Regions from separate parts of the Homo sapiens genome. Here region 2 is linked to region 1. A link is a contact called in ENCODE Hi-C data. All regions are on one chromosome and are shown on one strand. Each heading gives the region's core, a stretch centred on a gene start or an enhancer-like site at or near the end of the contact. The rest is flanking DNA. Distances are from core to core; before and after follow the strand shown.

What was found. Hi-C counts contacts between places; a loop is a spot of excess contacts on that map. Pooled maps may share reads with other maps.
Region 2: a loop to region 1 is called in a map of CD8-positive, alpha-beta T cell, with 6 times the contacts of the local background. The contact joins two enhancer-like sites. A Hi-C loop is called at or near these places in 1 of 168 maps with a recorded cell type or tissue (CD8-positive, alpha-beta T cell), 1 of 37 single-sample maps with no recorded cell type and 2 of 50 pooled maps.

What each region holds. Positions count from the first base shown.
Region 1 is chr5:38,462,870-38,465,696 of GRCh38, reverse strand. It overlaps EGFLAM (EGF like, fibronectin type III and laminin G domains), which reads right to left. Exons shown (of 22, transcript NM_152403.4): 21 at 2,686-2,789; 22 at 217-1,865. The coding sequence ends at 1,711. All of the region lies in intron 1 of EGFLAM-AS5 (EGFLAM antisense RNA 5), which reads left to right. Among named protein-coding and RNA genes, the nearest start is that of EGFLAM-AS5, 4.1 kb to the left of the region's middle. RefSeq lists an enhancer at 1,407-2,606. Within about 2 kb of position 1,421, at least 13 of the 41 ENCODE cell types and tissues checked have a DNase peak (open chromatin) inside an H3K27ac peak, as active enhancers do.
Region 2 is chr5:39,468,901-39,471,727 of GRCh38, reverse strand. No RefSeq gene overlaps it. Among named protein-coding and RNA genes, the nearest start is that of DAB2, 45 kb to the right of the region's middle. Within about 2 kb of position 1,392, at least 4 of the 41 ENCODE cell types and tissues checked have a DNase peak (open chromatin) inside an H3K27ac peak, as active enhancers do.

The DNA of each region.
Region 1 (2,827 bases), core at 172-2,671:
CCCCAGCAGTATCAAAGGAAGAGGTGTTGAGGCAAGGGTGTCTGGGAAGTGGAGGACCCACTTTCTACCATGTGGCCTTTCTCCGGACTGCACTCATATAAGATTATGTGTCTAGGAGTGGATGATGATGATGATGATGATGATAACCATGATTCCTCTGGGAGAAAGGATCCTGGCCATCAAAGCTTCCCAAAGACAGGAGATTGGGGCACAAAGTGAACCTCTCTAGTTTATTCATCTTTTAGAATTACATTATGTGCTTAAAACTGTGCCTTGCACAAACCCCAAAAGTCTTTGCTGAATGAATGCTGCACAAACAAATGTAGAGTCGAGACTGGGACTAATTATAGGCTCTTGCATAAGTTAGATCATATTTCACCCCCTCCTTGGGGGCAGTGTTCATCTCACCTTTCCCTTAGTAAGTCCATCATGGGGATCTGCCAGTGAACCAGCTGTCTCTGGGGTCATGTGCTTGCATAGTAAAGGGACACAGCTCATGGTACAGAAGGAAGAAGTCCTGTTTCTCTGGTTCTCACCCAGATGCTCAGACCATCCTGACAGCATGTCCCCCCACCCCTGCACAGCCTTGGGAACACTGATTGTATTAGTGTCCATTGGTATGAACCTGACCTCCGCAAAATCAGTAACAACTCCATAAGTGAATGAATGAATGAATAAGTTCTAGCTTTGTCCCCTTTATTCAAGTTTACTATAGATACTCCCCCCAACTCTTAAAACAAAAATGACAGTGACCTACCTCGGTAACACATGTTCCTTTTAATCTGCTTATCTTGGAAAGCTTCATATTCATCCTCTTGAGCCGTCAACATTTACCAAAAGAGAATGGTCAGCTCCCCAAGTTGCCCACCCAAGTTACCTATCCATTCCACTGACACCACAAAAGGCCCAAACAAGTCTCTCTTGGGAGAAATTTTTAGGAAAGGTGTGCAAGAATTCAGAGTCATCCACCCAAACTTCCAAAAGTATACTGTGTGGACAATCTGCAGCTATAAAAATATACACATACAAAAGTACAGCTACAAAATCATGGGGGCTCAGCTCCTTAACTCTGCATTATAAGAAGTAGGGATTTCACATTCGAGGTAAGCTCTGGGGAAGGGGGCCGCATTATGATTATGATTCTGTGTTTGATCTCCTTCCATCTTTATTTTTATGGACTAGTCAGAACACAGTGAACCAGCCAGTGAGGAGTGGAAGGGGTTAATCCGAACAATCCAAGGGCCAATGTGGGAAATGTGAAGTTCAAGGTCACACAGTCATTCTGCTGTCAGGAAGAGTGTCATGAGTCAGGGAAGGAGAGAAGTATTTTAATAGTGCCCTGTGGGATTCTTTCTCTCTCTCTCTCTTTTTAATGTACTATGAATCACAACACAGTCACTGAGCTATAGCAGACAGGCTCTGGAATTTGCATTGATGTGTGATCTCTGGCAGCCGCTACATATTCAATGGACAAAGTCCGATGCTTCCTACACAGAGAATTCTGCTGGGTCAGCTCGTGGAGTGTCAGCAGGAAAGGCCACCCAGGGATGCCTGTCTTGGTTCTCAGTTTCTCATCAGTGTGTACTTTCTTCTTGGTGAGAGGAAACACACCTGGTCCCTGGGCCTCTGCATATAGCATCAGGCAGGGTCTGAGGGCCCCTGGGATTCTCAGAATAGAAGGCTCTGTCCCTTGGACAAGGCCAGCTGGTGTTACTTGGCTCCACAAGTGTTGATGTTTTTCCCATCCACGGCATCTTCCACGAGGGAAATGTGGTAATCGGTGGACAGGGTGAAGTGAGAGATACAGCCCACGAGCCCTCTCATATATTGCCTGTTAGTGTGCAGAGCAATTTCCTTCATTCCACCTGCCAGGAAGCAAGAGGGAGATGAGGTGAGCCAAAGGACAGGTGTCCGCAGGGCAAGGTCGGGGTTCCAGTTTGGGGCACTTGAATGGCTGCTGGCCAAGGCATCCCTTGATTCATGGGACATGTGAGGGCTGTGGGCCCCTTGAGCTGCTCAGTACCTCACCTCTCTCAATTTTATAATTATCCTTGAAGGAACAGATTGACTTGGATCAGTTTTTACACAATCAAAAGCTATAAATTCATTCCTCATGTGTGATTTCTGGCCCAACTGACCACCTTGAGACCAAATAGTGTCTAGTAAATTTTGAAGTGTGGTATAATGTCAACAGAATGCAGTGTGTAGTTAGAAGTGATGTCATCTTAAACCAAAACAAATGCACTGATGTCGAATGCTTTCAATAGAAAATATCATATAGATAAAAATAGCTTTTCATTTTTATGTGTCTGCACTAGTGAATTAATTATAATAAGCCATTTACAGAAATACTAGTCATTCTATTCTGCAAGGGGAAAGAAAGACAGGTCCCGTTTTGTCAGAGAGAACTCATGGAGCTATATTTAGCAGGTTCCTGTTCTATAAACAAGAAAAGCCTGGTTTTCCTGGTGGATCTGTCCAAAGCATAAAAGCATCGAAGGGAGCCCTTCCTGCCCCCTCAGCCATGAGTCAGCAGTTCAGAAAATGAAGGAATGGAATATCTGGAGGGCTTCCTGATTTACAGGTATTTGATCCAGCAAAGTACATAGCCTCGGCACAGCAAATGGAAGACTAACAAGAAAAGCACTGGCCTAATTTTGCTTTGGTCGAGGGTCGGTCACTTACCCACATACAGAGCTCCATTGATGTTAAGCTGCCGCATCATGCCTGGGGATTTGCCTGTTCTGGCTCCATAGTCATCCACGGTTATCTTTCCTGACTGGCCATCCCTGCAAAACACCAAAACAAAAAAGAACAAAAAGCCTGG
Region 2 (2,827 bases), core at 143-2,642, 1.0 Mb before region 1:
TACCTGGACAGTCTACAGGGCAGAGTAGAGGATTTCAGTCAAATGAGTCAGGTGGCAGAATGGCTTATAACAGCAGGACACCTCCAGGAAAGAATTTTATTGCAGCTTCTAGAAGTCTTCTGTTGCCTTTTCTCTTTTGACAACTGAGGCATCTCTTCTGAGTCTTCTTACTCCTGGCTAGCCTTTTTGGTTTGGAGAATCTCCTGTTTATTCTGAAGTTATCTCTCTGCTGTATCAACCTTTCAGCAAATATACTCTCTCAAAGAATATAGGAGATTTGTAAGAGAAGATTTGAAGGAATAGGGCCTGTGTGTCAAAGACTCTTTCACTGCTGCTGCTACCACAGCCTAGCAATACCTGAGGAAGGACAGCAGTCATGGAAATGTAACCAATTTTAATATTACAGTTTGGAATTTTTGATCAAAAGTAGGGATAGTGATGTATGAAATTTCTAAAAATTAGATGCCCACAATTTCAAAAGTCAAATTGGTGCAAGTCAGAAAAGTTCAAAATGGAAAATTTGGAGTCTAACTTGACTTCAGTCAGTGGTTCTTCAACCTGGCTCCACATTAGAATTGACTGGAGAGCTTTTAGGAAATTCACACTACTGGTAAGTTAAATGAGAGTCTCTGGGAGAGGAACCTCCAACACTGATGTTGTTAAAAGCTCCTCAAGTGATTCAATATGCAGTCAGGGTGGAAAACTACCGGCATGAATTATCCTGATTGGTTCCCTTGACCAGAGGTTTCCAAACATGGCTGATGAATGCTGTTGAAAACACAGATTCCTAAGCACAGAGGGATTAAATCAGAGTTTTTTGGGGTGGAGGTGGGTGGAGGAGGAAATTGATGGTGGTGGTGATGTGGTGGCGAGAGCAGAAATCTGTATTTTTAAGAGCTCATTCTGGGAAACCACTTCATTTGACAATCCAGACTCCTAGGAACAATCCTGACCCTCCATGTTAAGGTTTGCTAAAACAAGGGCAAGCCACTCCATTCCAGATTGTTTTCATCCTTATTGAAAATTTACCTTGACCTTCCTCGATACAAAACAATTCAAGTTTGTTTTCCCTATGATTTTTTCCCTGTCAAATTTACAAGCTAATGAGACTGCTTTGATAAAGATATGTCTTTGTTGAAATTTTGGAATTCCTTGCTTGTAATGCTGTATAAACGCTTACACCATGGGTCTTTATAAACTAGGAAGAGTGCAAAGATACTAGGATTTTAAACTGAGGTCCATCATAGATGGAATTCTCAAGCCCTGTCATTATTTATCACCTATCTTTCTAGTCTCTCCCTATGAACCGATTCTTCTGAAGGTTTCCCATTAGCAGGCATTGAAGACTACTGTCTTCTCCAAAACGACTTCGGATGCTGGGGCACCACTCACTGACACCACTTCTGGAGCAGCAGGGTGACTTCCTGATTTCTTAATATGTCTGTTTCCATGGGCCAGCAATATTTTATTCTTCGTGGTTTTGCCAGCCTCTTGATCCACCCTTCTCCTATAATAGAAAAAGTAGAAAGGCACCCTCTCTGCATTTTTCTTCAGTCTTTCTGGGACAAAGCATGCTTCCTGTTCAGTAGGGAGGCTTCTCCGCTGGTTGAAAAGTCTACTTCCCACTCACCATGGACTTCCTCTGTCTGGAGCTGATGGGTTTTAAACTCCAGGATTTTGGTACTGATCCACTCTGCCTTCTTTTGTTCTGAGGCTTTCTTAGAATGGAATTACATGTATGAGTCACCCTAACTCTACCAGAAGTAAATAATCTGCAAGACTTTGAAGTCCTTTTTTTGATGGTACACGGTATTCCTGAGTTCAACACTCTAGGATCTGCCTATTCCAGGGCTGTGCAGAAAGTAGGTGTTTATAAAATAGTAGGTGTTTATAAAAATTTTTTCAATAAATATTTTTGACTTTACGTTAATCTTATCAAAGAGCAACAACAGACCTTTTTATCAATAGTTCTTAGGTTATACATTTGAAAAAGACTTGCCTCTTACGCCAGGAGAATAGAAATTTTACCTATCCCAGCTAAAGATACAACTTTTATAGTTCTAAATATCTAAACTTTCCATAGAAGTTTGGGCCTAAATTATGATAAAGGCTGCCTACATTGACCAAAAGTCCCTGAAATAGTTCAACTTTACACTTCAGTCCACCACTGAATATGACTGTAGTCAATGCAGTTTTCTCACATGAAAGAGAAATGTCAGTAAAGGGAACTTTTCAGGGAAAATGAACATCAGAGCGAATAAGGTTAAAAGAAAGAAAACACTGAATATTGACAATCTTCCAAAAACTAAGCTTATACTCATAAACAGCAGATATGCAAAAATGAGGAAGAGATTTAGGGAAGCATCACATCTTAAAAACATTCATTTTACCACACATTCACCACAGGGCTAAGCAGAAAAACACAGAAGAACTTACAAACTAAAATATATATTTTTCTTTTTTTCTTTATTTAAATTGTTTTAATTTTAGATTCAGGGGTACATGCACATGTTGGGTATATTGTGTGATGTTGATGTTTGGGCTTCTATCAATCCCATCACCCAAGTAGTGAACATAGTACCCAATAGATAGTTTTTCAACCCTTGCCCCACTCCCATCCATCCCCTTCTAGTAATTCCCAGTGTCTATTGTTGCCATCTTTACGTCTATGTGTTTCCAATGTTTAGCTTCCACTTATAAGTGAGAACATGCAGTATTTGGTGTTCCATTCCTGTGTTAATTAGCTCAGGATAATGGCCTCTAGCTGCATCCACATTGTTGCAAAGAACATGATTCTGTTCTTTTTATGGCTGCATTGTATTCCATG